Regions from separate parts of the Homo sapiens genome. Here all the other regions are linked to region 3. Evidence: chromatin contacts called from ENCODE Hi-C or POLR2A ChIA-PET data. All regions are on one chromosome and are shown on one strand. The core of a region is the stretch at or near the end of the contact, and the rest is flanking DNA. Distances in the headings are between cores, read along the strand shown. Region 1 holds the start of NEMP1 (nuclear envelope integral membrane protein 1). Region 2 holds the start of STAT6 (signal transducer and activator of transcription 6). Region 3 overlaps R3HDM2 (R3H domain containing 2).

Region 1 (3,933 bases), core at 547-3,046, 200 kb before region 3:
TCTGCACATACATTGGAATGTAATACAAGTAAGACAACATTTACAAAGAATTTTAAGGCCGGGTGTGGAGGCTCATGCCTGTAATCCCAGCACTTTGGGAGGCCGAGGCGGGCGGATCACGAGGTCAGGAGATCAAGACCATCCTGGCTAACACGGTGAAACCCCCTCTCTACTAAAAATACAAAAAATTAGCCGGGCGTGGTGGTGGGCGCCTGTAGTCCCAGCTACTCGGGAGGCTGAGGCAGGAGAATGGCGTGAACCTGGGAGGCGGAGCTTGCAGTGAGCCGAGATCTGGCCACTGCACTCCAGCCTGCGCGAAAGAGGGAGACTCTGTTTAAAAAAAAAAAAAAAAAATTAGCCGGGCGTGGTGGCGGGCAAGTGTAATCCCAGCTACTCAGGAGGCTGAGGCAGGAGAATCATTTAAACCCAGGAGGCGGAGGTTGCAGTGAGCTGAGATTGCACCACTGCACTCCAGCCTGGGCAACAAGAGCAAAACTCCATCTCAAACAAACAAACAAACAAAAAAACAAAAAAAGAATTTTAAATTACTTGGGAAAATTATTGTACTACAAAATCAAACGAGAAAACTATCTCTGGTAACGACTGGCAGCCTCCAGGGAAGAGAACTAGAGTACTAACTGGATACAAATTATCAATTCATAAAAAATTAAAAATATGTGGAAAAAGATCAGAAGAAAGTGTGCTAAAATAGATTGCTTCTGAATGGATTAACAGTGTGGTTTCTGCCTGCTTCTTTATACTTAATTGTACCTTGCCAAATCATCTAAAATAAACATGCATTATTTGGCCGGTCACGGTGGCTCACACCTGTAATCCCAGCACTTTGGGAGGGCCAAGGCGGATGGATCACGAGGTCAGGAGTTCGAGACCACCCTGGCCAACATAGTGAAACCCCATTTCTACTAAAAATACAAAAATTAGCCGGGCGCGGTGGCGGGTGCCTGTAATCCCAGCTACTCCGGAGGCTGAAGCAGGAGAATTGCTTGAACCCAGGAGGCGGAGGTTGCAGTGAGCGAGATCGCACCACTGCACTCCAGCCTGAGTGACAGAGCTAGACTCCATCTCGCGGGCCGGGGGCGGTAAGGAATCAAGGTTTTACAAGAGCAGAAGATAGTAGAGATCACTGCATTTCTGTCAACTACATCCGTTCTGCCACCCGTGCCCTGCGTCCTGACAGAGCATACGCTCAGATGGTGTTTGCTGATTTGCCGAATGAATGAGATGGTCCCTTTCCCGCGGCTGCTCTGCCTGCCCAGAATGGTCCCCAGGTTTTCTCGCTTTTAACCAAGAAACTCAAGGCTTCTGCAACGAGACACAGCCCCCAGGACTGCTTCTCAACCAGTCTAGGCCTCCCTTCCTGTCTCCGCCAAAAGGCTTCAGGCTCCTCCCCACTCTGGAAGCTGCCCCAGCCCGCTTCAGGGCCCAGACCCTCAGTCCCGACGCCCACTAGCCTGCCAAGTTTCTTCCACCACACTACGCCGGCGGCCCTCGGTAGAGCCACCGCCCTTCTGCAGAGTAACGGCCCGCGCCCTCGGGACAATCCCTTTTCCAAAAATAACCCCCTCGGCACCTGCCCCCTTGGCAGCTGCTGCCCGGGCGGTACCTGTGCCGTAGACCAAGCAGCCGGAGAGGATCAAGAGTAGCCGCACTGTCCCACCGCCCCCGACTCCCGAGCCCCAGGGCCCGGGACCAACTGCCGGCGAGACCGCCACTTTCATTCCTCCCGCCATGGTTGCCTCAAGCCACCTCCTCCTCACGTGCCTTACCCCAGCAACTAACTCCGAACGGGCAACGACAGCAGCCTATCCTCTACGAAACCCGCCCCTATCAACCAATGGGATGGGCAGGGCTTCGAGCACCCAGCCCTCCAAGGGCCCTATGAGTCCCGCCCCTTAGCAACTGAAGAGAGAGGGCGGGAAAAGCAGCTTTCAGCCTATTGGAAAATGGGTTCTCACCCTAGCAGTGGCGACAGGAAGATCCCACCCCGCTAACAACATGCTTCCGTCTTCAGTTTATTTACAACTGGTGTGATTGATGGTAAGTTTAACCAATAGAAAATCGGAATGGGAGAGGCCTCCTTGACCAAACTCGGTATTTCCATAGAAGCTGTCTGAAGTTCCTTCCGTTTTCTTTCGGTTACTTTTTATCACGACCTTTCTGTTATGAGACGCCTACAATTGAGATCGCTTTATGAGTAGGACCCTGATAGGACGATTTTTAAAGTCGACTGACAAAAGTGTGGTTCTCCAAAGTCCTAAAGGATTTAAAATAGAAGTCACAAAAAAGTGTGTGTCAATATTTTATAAGCATAAACATTAGCTTTTAAAAATGTATTCATAGGATTTTTATTTTTGGAAGTAAAATTAATGTTAGGATTAAGAAAGATTCATTTATTCCTCTTATCATCTTGTGAGACAAATATAATTCTCTCCATTTAAGAAGCCAAAGCCAAGACAGCCACAGGAACCTGCCCAAGATTTCATAGTTCATCTGGTCTGTGATCCCAACCTAAATCCTACTGACTCCAAAGCCGGAGTTATTTATATGGATTAGCTGCTTCCCATTCAATGATTTAACACAGGGCCCAGCAGAGATCCAGGTGTTCAGAAACTGTTAGTAGAAATTGAAACTTTTTTTTTAAGAGGATCTGATGGTGATGGGTAGGAAAACTACAGATGATAGAGCCAAATGAATTGAGGAATTCAAGGAAGGGGGCATCTCCTGGGGAAGGTTCAAGCTTTCAAAACAAGAATTTTTTTTTTTAATGTTTTTAGAGACAGGGTCATTCTCTGACACCCAAGCTGGAGTGCAACAGCACCATCACAGCTCAGTGTAACCTTGAATTCCTGGACTTAAACCATCTTCCCACCTCAGCTTCCTAGATAGGTTGGGCTACAGGGATGCACCACCATGCCCAGCTATTTGTTTGTTTCATTGTTGTTGTTGTTGTTGTTGTTGTTATTGAGACAAGGTCTCCTTCTGTAACCCTTCTGGAATGCAGTGGTGTAACCACAGCTCACTGCAGCCTCGAACTCCCAGGATCAAATGATCCTCCCACTTCAATCTCCCAAGTAGCTGGGACTACAGGCATGAGCCACTATGTCTGGCTTAATTTTTTTTAATTACTTTTTGTAGAGACAATATCTTGCTATGTTGCCCAGGCTGACCTCAAACTCCTGGCCTCAAGTGATTATCCCACCTTGGCCTCCCAAATTACTGAAATTACAGGAGTAAGCTACTGCACCTGGTCTAAAACAAGGACCTTTTTAAAAGTCAAAATGGGCCGGGCATGGTGGCTCAGGTCTGTAATCCTAACACTTTGGGAGTCCGAGGCGGGTGGATCAACTGAGGTCAGGAGTTCGAGACCAGCCTGGCCAACATGGCAAAACCCCGTCTCTACTAAAAATACAAAAATTAGCCAGGCATGGTGGTAGGTGGCTGTAAGCCCAGCTACTCAGGAGGCTGAGGCAGGAGAATCCCTTGAACCCAGGAGGCGGAGGCTGCAGTGAGCCAAGATCGCCCCATTGCACTCCAGACTGGGTGACAGAGCAAGACTCTGTCTCAAAAGAGAAAAAAAAAAAAAGTCAAAATGGGCTGGGCATGGTGGCTCATGCCTGTAATCCCAGCACTTTTGGGAGGTTGAGGTGGGAGGATCACTTGAGGCCAGAAGTTCGAGACCAGCCTGGCCAACACAGCAAAACCCTATCTCTAATAAAAATACAAAAATTAGCCCAGCATGGTGGCAGGTTCCTGTAATCCCAGCTACTTAGGAGTCTGAGACAGAAGAATTGCTTGAGCCCAGGAGGCAGAGGTTGCAGTGAGCCGAGATCATGCCACTTCACTCCAGCCTGGGTGACAGAGCGAGCCTCTCTTGTCTCAAAAAAAAAAAAAAAAAGTCAAAATGGGGCTGAG
Region 2 (4,504 bases), core at 621-3,120, 170 kb before region 3:
GCACTGTGTTGTTAGGATCCCTTCCAGGGGCAAATCTGATCATCCTAAGAAGTGGGGGAAGGTGGGAGGAGACTTGAAGGAGGAGAGGTGGAAAAGGAAAGTAGAGAGAACTAAGGAAGAGGATGGAAGAGACTGGAAAAAAGGCGGGTTTAGTAAGCTAGGAGGAAAGAGCCTAGAAGAGAGAGGAAGCTGGAGGGCTAGAAGGCAAAGATGAGAGACGAAAACAGGTAGAAAGGAGAGGAGGGGACAGGGAAGTAGAAGAGGGGGTTGCATCCCCATTTCCAGGTTCAGGGAGGACTGGGTAACCAGTGGTTTCCCAGGGGCCTCTCAGTTCACGTTTCTCATAATATCCCTCTCCCAGAGATGAGGGAGAGGATGGGATGACAACTCCCCAGGTCTCCCCAAACCCAGTAACCCCAAGTCCTCCTGTTGCACGTTCAGCCTCTCACCTCTCCCAGGCCTCTCAGAGGGATGGAAAATGGAGAGGTCCCTTCTCTGGACGTTTCTGCTCCAAGACCTTCATGCCCCTCTTTCCTCCAGTGCCCACTTACCCCAGCTCTTTTCTCCTCAAGGCAGAATCCTTACCCCTCCTGCTCAGGTTCCTCCAATAGGCCTTTCTCTAGCCCAAGAGAGAAAGGTCCTCTGGAGTGAGTGGGCACCGCTTTCCTCTGCATCCCCTTGCAGAGTGACCAGCCTCCTGGCATGGCCCTGGCTAGAAATATCCAACCCCTCTTCTTCCCCAGCCATCAGGAGGACACATTTCTCCCCACCCCAACCCATAACAAGGCTGGGTCGATTGGCTTGACCAGGACAGGGGCACCTTTTGTCTTCAGCCCCTTGAAGGGGAAGGGAGGGAGGAGCCACGGCGTGAGGGGCGGGGCCAGTGTTACCTCCCAAACTCAGAAGGGAAGCGCAAGGTCTGGGATCCTCGTCCGCCCGCTTGGTGGCCTAAACTCGCTTATCTCAACCCCTATCTGCCCGAGTCCTCTGATTGTGGGACCACAGGATCGAAAGTTAAAACAGCTTCTCTGAGTTGCCCAATGCGTGAATGTGGCGGTGGGGGCAGGCGGGGAGGTGGAGCCAGTTCAGCACGAGGAGGGTTAACTCGGCGCCGCCGCTGGGAAATCTCAGCGTCTACAGCAGCCAAGCGTGGAGCAGTTTTGAGGGGGAAATTCCCCCTCGTCTGGGCCACCATGAGGTCTACATCTGGGGCTTGCTCACGCCCCAGCCACACCCTTGAACAGGAACCTTTAGTGGAGGGCAGGATAGGGGTTTAACAAGGATCCACTGCCCTCTGGCATCAACCTTCCAGGGAGGGGCGGCCACTTCCCCCGACTCAGGGCAGAGGGGCACTCCTTCACCTCCTTTCCCTGACTTTCCATGGCCCTGGGGGTGCAGGGGTGAGGCTGTGAAAACGTGACCCATGGGGGAGGGGAGTACTGAGGCCTGGACCCTCCCAGATTCCTCCAGGAGTTCGAAACTGCTAAAACCCAGTGCCACCAGCCACCAACACTAGCTGAAACCATCTCTTGGGGACCATCCACCCAGCCAGGGGAGGATCCCGAGAGCTCCCCCCACGAATCCACCCCCATGCACTCATAGAGGCCCCCGCACCCACCTCGGAGGCAACCCCTCACCTCGGCAACCCCTCTGCTGTCTTCTCCCTTTCTCAGCGGGCACTTCCAGGCCCCATAGGTCTGTAGCTCTGTCCAGCGAGTTCAAGGCTGGCCCTGCTAGCACCTCCCCCCTTCCACCACCACCACCAAAAAGAAAAATAAGATAAAGCACACACATACATACACACACACACACACACACACACACACACTCCTCTCCCGTCCTCCCTCTTCAGTGTAAGCAGTGGCTGCCCCAGCCCGCTGTTTCCGGCTTCTCCTTCTACCCAGGTCCCTCCCTGGAGCTCTGACGACACAGAGAAGAGAAAGTGGGCTGGAGGAGGAAGAGGAAGAAAGTGGGGTGAATATGTGTGCCTCCTGTGCCGAGTGGGGGAACACGTGGGGGATCAGGACTGGGGTCCAGGCCTTGGAGCCAGGCTTGGGGGGAGGCTGACCCCCACTTACTCTGTCCCCCTCAAAAGCATCAGCTTTTCTCCAGAAAGTCACCCAATATCAAACAGAGATTTGCCACCCCTAACTGCCTGGCTCCCAAACTCAAACTCTGCCAAGGGCTGGGGTTTGGACCCACAAGGGACTGGGCTCCCCAGGGCCTCAGGAAAAGTAAATCCCTCTGGACTCTGCGCTCCCTCCAGTGGAGGACCCTAAAAAGCCGCCAGGGAGCTCGATGCCAGCCAACTCCTAGGTCCCCCTCCCTTCCGGCAGGGAACGCCTTAGAGGTCGGTCTCGTGACCACTGACGGGAGGGAGTGGGGGAGGGGAACCCTCAGCTCAGAATTCTGGAAGACTCTAGGAGTCCCTTGGACTGAAGCTGGTCTTTGCTCTCTCCTCACAGGGCACCCCTCCTGAGACTGTGGTGGGAACCAGCACAAGCCGGAGCTGCTGCCTGCAGATTCACAAGGGGCAAGTTTGAATACGAATCTGCTGTGTTCCTATCTGCCAAGTTCCTATATGTTTCTGGGGTAAACACTGAGACACGCCAAGAAACAAACACACACATGCACAACTTCCCTGACCACAAGACTACACACACACACACACACACACACACACACACGTGCAGGCAGGCTCACAAACAGAGCCCATTGCAATCACAACACCACACACACACACACACACACACACACACACACACACACACAGTCTTGCTCAACTTCTGAGTCATCAACATAACTAGTGGAGGGTTCTGCAGTTTTTGCTGGGGGAGGAGCTGGAGGAGACCAAGGGATCCAGAGAGGCCTTTACTCCCGGACACCTGAGAGCCCCGGTGTGTGGAAGAGGTGGTGTCTGAGGGGCGGTGGGAGGAAGTTTCTACTCCCCTCCTCCCTCCCATAGCAGGGGCTGGGCTGAGGGGCCAAAGCTAGGCCTATGCTGCCCCCTGGTGCCTGAATTGATTTCCAGAACCAGCTCCTCCTCCTCCATCCCTTGCTACCCCGCAGGTCTGTACATGAGTGCACGTGTGTGGACCCAGCCAGGCAGCAGAGGGTTTGAACACAGCAAAATATAGCAGTTAAAAGACTGGACTGTGGATACAGGCTGCTTGGGTTCAAATCCTGCTAATGCTGCTAACCACACAACCCTGAGCAATTTACTCTGTGATTCATTCTCGTCATCTGTAAAATGGAGCAAATAAGTCTTAACCCATAATGTGAGAATAAAATGCAGTAAAACATCTGAAGGCTTAGAACAATGCCTGACACACAGTAACTGTCAGGCACTATTTTTATGGTTCATAATAAACCAGGTATGAGGAAAGGAGAAGGGTCTCCATCCTACATAGAAGTCCCCAGATTTGGGGGTCATGTTACTGCCAAAAGGATATTGAGGGTGTATGTGCGTATGTGTTTGCTGTGTCTGCAGGACAGTGAATGGAAGAGAAGGGAGAGCAGGGGTGGAGGTGGCAGGCAGGGACTCTGTCCATTGGCTTGTCCAACAAGCCATGCTAGGATCAAGGTGTGTGCACATACGTGTTCACGGCACACGTGCTTTGTATGTGCTCCCGAGTGCCCACTCTGCCTGCAGACATCCACAGACAGTAGGTGAAGCCAGGTTTCACCATCTAAGGGTGTCAGAGCTACAAGTCCCCAAAGACTTGGAGAGGAGGAGGGAAAAGAGTAAATGTGATCTCTGACTTTGGCTCCTTTTAGGGGGTAGGAAGGCGAGGAGCAAGTACTGGTAGAAAAATAGTATATATTACTCCCTCTGTAACTGACTATACCAATGGGAACACTGTGATGTAAGGGGAAAAAACAGAATTTAGAGGCAAATCTGGCTTGGGTATGACTCCATTTAGGAGGTTCACAATCAGGTGTCAATCCCTCAAATGAGAATAATAGTTATACCTACTTCAACAGAGTCTAGGCTAGGGTAAAGTGCCTAGAGTATGAAATTTAAGGAGATACTCATCTTCAGATTGTACAATTGCAGGGTCTGTCAGACCTTCATTAATGACATCTGCACCTGCATGACTGTGAGGGTGACTGTATCACCCTCCCCTGGACCTTGACATCCCATTGAGTGGTGGTAAAGATTGCACAAGAGAGGCTCACGCCTGTAATCCCAGCACTTTGGGAGGCTGAGGCAGGCAGATCACAAGGTCAGGAGATTGAGACCATCCTGGCCAACATGGTGAAACCCCGTCTCTACTAAAAATACAAAAAATTAGTCGGGCGTGGTGGTGCGCGCCTGTAGTCCCAGCTACTCAGGAGGCTGAGGCAGGGAAATCACTTGAATCTGGAAGGCAGAGATTATAGTGAGCCGAGATCAAGCCACTGCACTCCAGCCTGGTGACAGAACAAGACTCCGTCACACACACACACACACACACACACACACACACACACACACACACGATTGCACAAGATAAAGCGTAAG
Region 3 (4,033 bases), core at 1,527-4,026:
GCTGATGACTCCCAAGAAGCTGGGATTACAGATGTGCACCACCACACCCAGCTAATTTCTGTATTTTTAGTAGAGACGTTGTTTCACCAGGTTGGCCAGGCTGGTCTCAAACTTCTGGCTTCAAGTAATCTGCCCTCCTCGGCCTCCCAAAGTGCTGGGATTACAGGCGTGAGCTACCGCACCCAGTCTCAAAGTTTTTCTTCTACAGGAAAAGCTTTAGAGTAAGCACAGTGGTGTTTGTGTGTGCACATGATCACTTCTTTAATCCTAGCACTGTTATGTACCATTAGAAACTGAACAATAATTATTCTCAGGCTCAGCAACTTTGGTCTAGGGAGCCCCCAGTGCTGAAGGCCAATCAGGGAAAAAGAAAGCAAAAGAAAGAAAGAAAATGGCAGTAGGAAGAGGAATAAAAAAATAAAGAGGAAGGGTGAAAAAGTGGAGAGGGAGAAAAAAGGAGATACATACAGTGAGATGGTGGGATAATTTTTAGCAGCTTCCATAAATGCTTCCAGGGCATCAAAACCTGGATAAATTCTTTCATTTGGAGTTAGTGATCACAATTAATCTCAAGAATGAATTTCTAAGAGAACAGGAATTGCTGCACCAAGTAGTGTTCCTTTACCCCCGAGCTATAGCACCTAACCTGGCACCACACTCCCCATAGGAGATAAGCCAATGCCAACGATCGACCAATTGACCCTCACAATCCAGTAGCAGGGACAGAACCTGAGTAGAAGATTGGGGTTTAGGGCCAGTCACTTGGACATTCTGTATAAATTTCAGTCCCAAATGGTTCTTTTATCTCTTTATTCCTCTCCCACTCTTGCCGTCTCGTCTGTTTCTAGGTATGAGATTATAGGTGGAAGATGCAGGCAGATGGGAGACTAAGAGGGAGAAAAGGGAGCAAGACTATTAAAATACACATTTTAGGGAAAAAAAAACCTAGAAAATATTAGGACCTTGGAAAAGCAAGTCATACACATAAAAAACACGGTAGCAGATGACAGAAGGAGAAGCATAGTTTACCCACTTACAGGTTTGAATTAAGACACAGACAGAGAAAAGTACACATACAAGGACACTATGCTTCAGTAGGGAGCAAGGTAAACTGAAGTGAACGAGACTTACTGGGGTAGATGGTGGTAGAACAAGAAAGTTAGGACTATAGAAAGAACTGACTTAGACTAAGATAGAGGACTGCAATGACTTGCATGCAAATTACATTTAGACACAAAGTAGGATTTCCTAGATCTTCACTGTTCTTTGTTTCAGCTTCATTTCACAATATTTGAGATAGGGCAATACTGGGCCATTCTGGGGTCTTTGCACTCTAGTTTCTAGTTCATGGGGTATTAGTGTTTGGGACTTGCTTCTTACACCTAGGGAAGAAATATATCTAAGGCCAAGCTGGACTAATAAGCAGAGGGATGAGGGAGCCTGGGAGGTAACATGAGAATGTAAACTACAGCAGAAAAGACTGCAGACACATGGGCTTTCCAGCTACCAGAGAATACTTCAGGATAAAGTATGGGGCTCTCCTCAAAAAGAGCTCTATTCGTGTGAGAAGGGAGTAAGTGAAGATCTCAGCACAGCTCTGCTCGGAGTATTAAGGTGACTTTTTTTTTTTTTTTTTTTTTTGAGACAGGGTCTTACTCTGTCGCCCAGGCTAGAGAGCAGTGGCGCGATCTCGGCTCGCCGCAACCTCCGCCTCATGGGTTCAAGCGATTCTCCTGCCTCAGCCTCCCTAGTAGCTGGGATTACAGGCACCCGCCACCATACGTGGCTAATTTTTGTATTTTTAGTAGGGACCGGGTTTCACCATGTTGGGCAGGCTGGTCTTGAACTCCTGACCTCAGGTGATTCACCCGCCTCAGCCTCCCAAAGTGCTGGGATTACAGGCTTGAGCAACCATGCCTGGCCTTAAGGTGACTTTTAAACATAGTCACCTTAATGACAATGGCCAGGCATGGTGGCTCATGCCTGTAATCTCAGCACTTTAGGAGGCCAAGGAGGGAGGATCACTTGAGCCCACAAGTTTGAGACCAGCCTAGGCAACATAAGCAAGACCCTATCTCAAAATAATAATAATAACAATACATTTTTTAAAAATTAAAAGAAAGAAATAAAACAGAATACTGAAGTTCTGGTTTAGAACAGGACTGATTCTTAGGCTAATGACCTTCCTGGTCTCCACAGATGCAAAACTTCACTTAAACTCTAGTTGGTACCAACATTTACCAGTCCAGCAACAGAAGGAGAAGGATACAGCCCTTTTGAGTCATGGAAAACAAAGACACATTTGGAGTCTTTGTGTTTCGTGGCATATGTATGGAAGGGGTCTTGAGTGTTATTTCTTTTTTCCGCAAACCCCAACACATAAATAGGTGTTTATGGGTCCACATAGTTGGTCAGATGATGGTGGAAGTTATAATCTTTTCAAGTTCCAATATATAGATGTAATGGAAAAAAATGCCTTGTTAATTACACATGGACATAGAGGGAGATGGGGTACAGTAGAAATGTGGTATGAAATAAAAGATTCTACTGACAATGTTCAGGAAGCAGAGGAAGAAATATAAAGCAAAAAACCCCCAAGCTGACTCAGTAGTTATTTGGCAAAACCTTTGCTCAAGGTTCTTCTTTCCCTACAACTAACAAATGAGAAATGGGGGAGAGAGTGGCATGTCTCCAAAAACTGATCCTTCCTGCCACCCACAGCACAAGAGACATGACGGTACATCTAAAGTTTGCTTGAATCAGAGTGGAGAGGACTCTGACACTGAGTGGTGACTCACCTGTGAGATCATGTGATTATTCAAGGGTGGCTGTTGCTGAGGCGTGGGTGGGAGAGCAGGAAGTTGCTGCTGCTGCTGCTGCTGTTGCTGCTGGGCAGTACAAGGGAGAAGCCCCCGGACAGACTGGGATGAGGTGACCTGGTTGCACACTTCTGGGGCACCTAGTGCCATACCTAAGGCAAAGAAGAAACCCACAAAAAGTTGTAAGCATAAGCCACGAACACATTATCCCTGGAAGCTTAGTCAGAGGGCTCTACTTTTTCTTTGCCTTTCCTCTTTATTCCCTTTTGTCCCCTCCCCCACTGTCTTTTGAAGATTCACAGATGAGCACAGATGCATTTCAGCTGCCTTGCTGATGCCAGTCCTCCTCTTTGCAGGCTTCTGCTCCCTAGGGACAGGAACCACCTTGACTGTCAAGTTTGGTTATGAAATTGAACAAAATGTGAGGCTGCTGAAGCACCTCCCCTGAAGTGTCTGGAATCTGTCCATCAAACTTAGATAGCTGAAAATATAAATGCTTACTTCCTGGGAAGGCACAGATTTTTGGTCTCTTAAGAGATCCGTCCTTTTGCTAGAGAGAGAGAGATCTGTCTTCTCTTTGCTTTCTTCTCAATTTGCAACATCTCTTATAAAAGTTGCTGAGGGCCGGGCGCAGTGGCTCATGCCTGTAATCCCAGCACTTTGCGAGGCTGAGGCGGGTGGATCACCTGAGGTCAGGAGTTTGAGACCAGCCTGGCCAACCAACATAGTGAAACTCCGTCTCTACTGAAAATATAAAAATTATCCGAGCTTGAGGGTGGGCGCCTGTAATCCCAGCTACCTGGGAGGCTGAGACAGGAGAATCGCTTGAACCCAGGAGGCAGAGGTTGCAGTGAGCTGAGATCGCGCCATGACACTCCAGCCTGGGCGACAAGAGCGAGACTCGGTCTCAAAAAAAAAAAAAAAAAAAATGTTGCTGAGAAAACTTCAAGCATACACATAACCTTTATCCAACTCATTTCCCCATTTCTAGGCTCTCCAAGGCATGAACTCATTCAACACAACATACTTTACTATGTGCCAAGCACTGTATAATGAACTAAAGACATAAAGATGAGTGAAACACAGTCCTTGCCCTTAACAGCACAGGAACTTTTTTCTTTTTTTGAGACAGGGTCTCACTCTGTCGCCCAGGCTGGAATGCAGTGGCACGATCTTGGCTCACTGCAACCTCCACCTCCCAGGTTCAAGCGATT

What was found. A loop is a pair of places that touch in the nucleus more often than their neighbours do. ChIA-PET counts read pairs that join two places held with the same protein, here RNA polymerase II (POLR2A). Pooled maps may share reads with other maps.
Region 1: a loop to region 3 is called in a pooled map, with 3 times the contacts of the local background. The contact joins the promoter of NEMP1 here to the enhancer-like site in region 3. A Hi-C loop is called at or near these places in 6 of 50 pooled maps. POLR2A ChIA-PET finds 5 or more read pairs at or near these places in 2 of 52 experiments (A549 and GM12878).
Region 2: a pooled map shows a loop between it and region 3 (9-fold over the local background). The contact joins the promoter of STAT6 here to the enhancer-like site in region 3. A Hi-C loop is called at or near these places in 7 of 50 pooled maps. POLR2A ChIA-PET finds 5 or more read pairs at or near these places in 4 of 52 experiments (Caco-2, H1, Panc1 and 1 more).

The regions. Positions count from the first base shown.
Region 1 is chr12:57,076,995-57,080,927 of GRCh38, forward strand. NEMP1 (nuclear envelope integral membrane protein 1) reads right to left here and starts at 1,797. Exons shown (of 9, transcript NM_001130963.2): 1 at 1,625-1,797. The coding sequence starts at 1,751. RefSeq lists enhancers at 1,352-1,601, 1,722-1,771.
Region 2 is chr12:57,109,492-57,113,995 of GRCh38, forward strand. STAT6 (signal transducer and activator of transcription 6) reads right to left here and starts at 1,871. Exons shown (of 22, transcript NM_003153.5): 1 at 1,638-1,871. LOC124902946 (a long non-coding RNA gene) reads left to right here and starts at 1,231. Exons shown (of 2, transcript XR_007063334.1): 1 at 1,231-2,350; 2 at 2,466-3,388. RefSeq lists enhancers at 997-1,944, 1,945-2,890 and a silencer at 2,930-3,089.
Region 3 is chr12:57,277,560-57,281,592 of GRCh38, forward strand. It overlaps R3HDM2 (R3H domain containing 2), which reads right to left. Exons shown (of 24, transcript NM_001394031.1): 14 at 2,799-2,971. Among named protein-coding and RNA genes, the nearest start is that of STAC3, 28 kb to the left of the region's middle. RefSeq lists an enhancer at 2,221-3,420. Within about 2 kb of position 2,777, at least 19 of the 41 ENCODE cell types and tissues checked have a DNase peak (open chromatin) inside an H3K27ac peak, as active enhancers do; they include GM12878, where a contact is called at or near this core.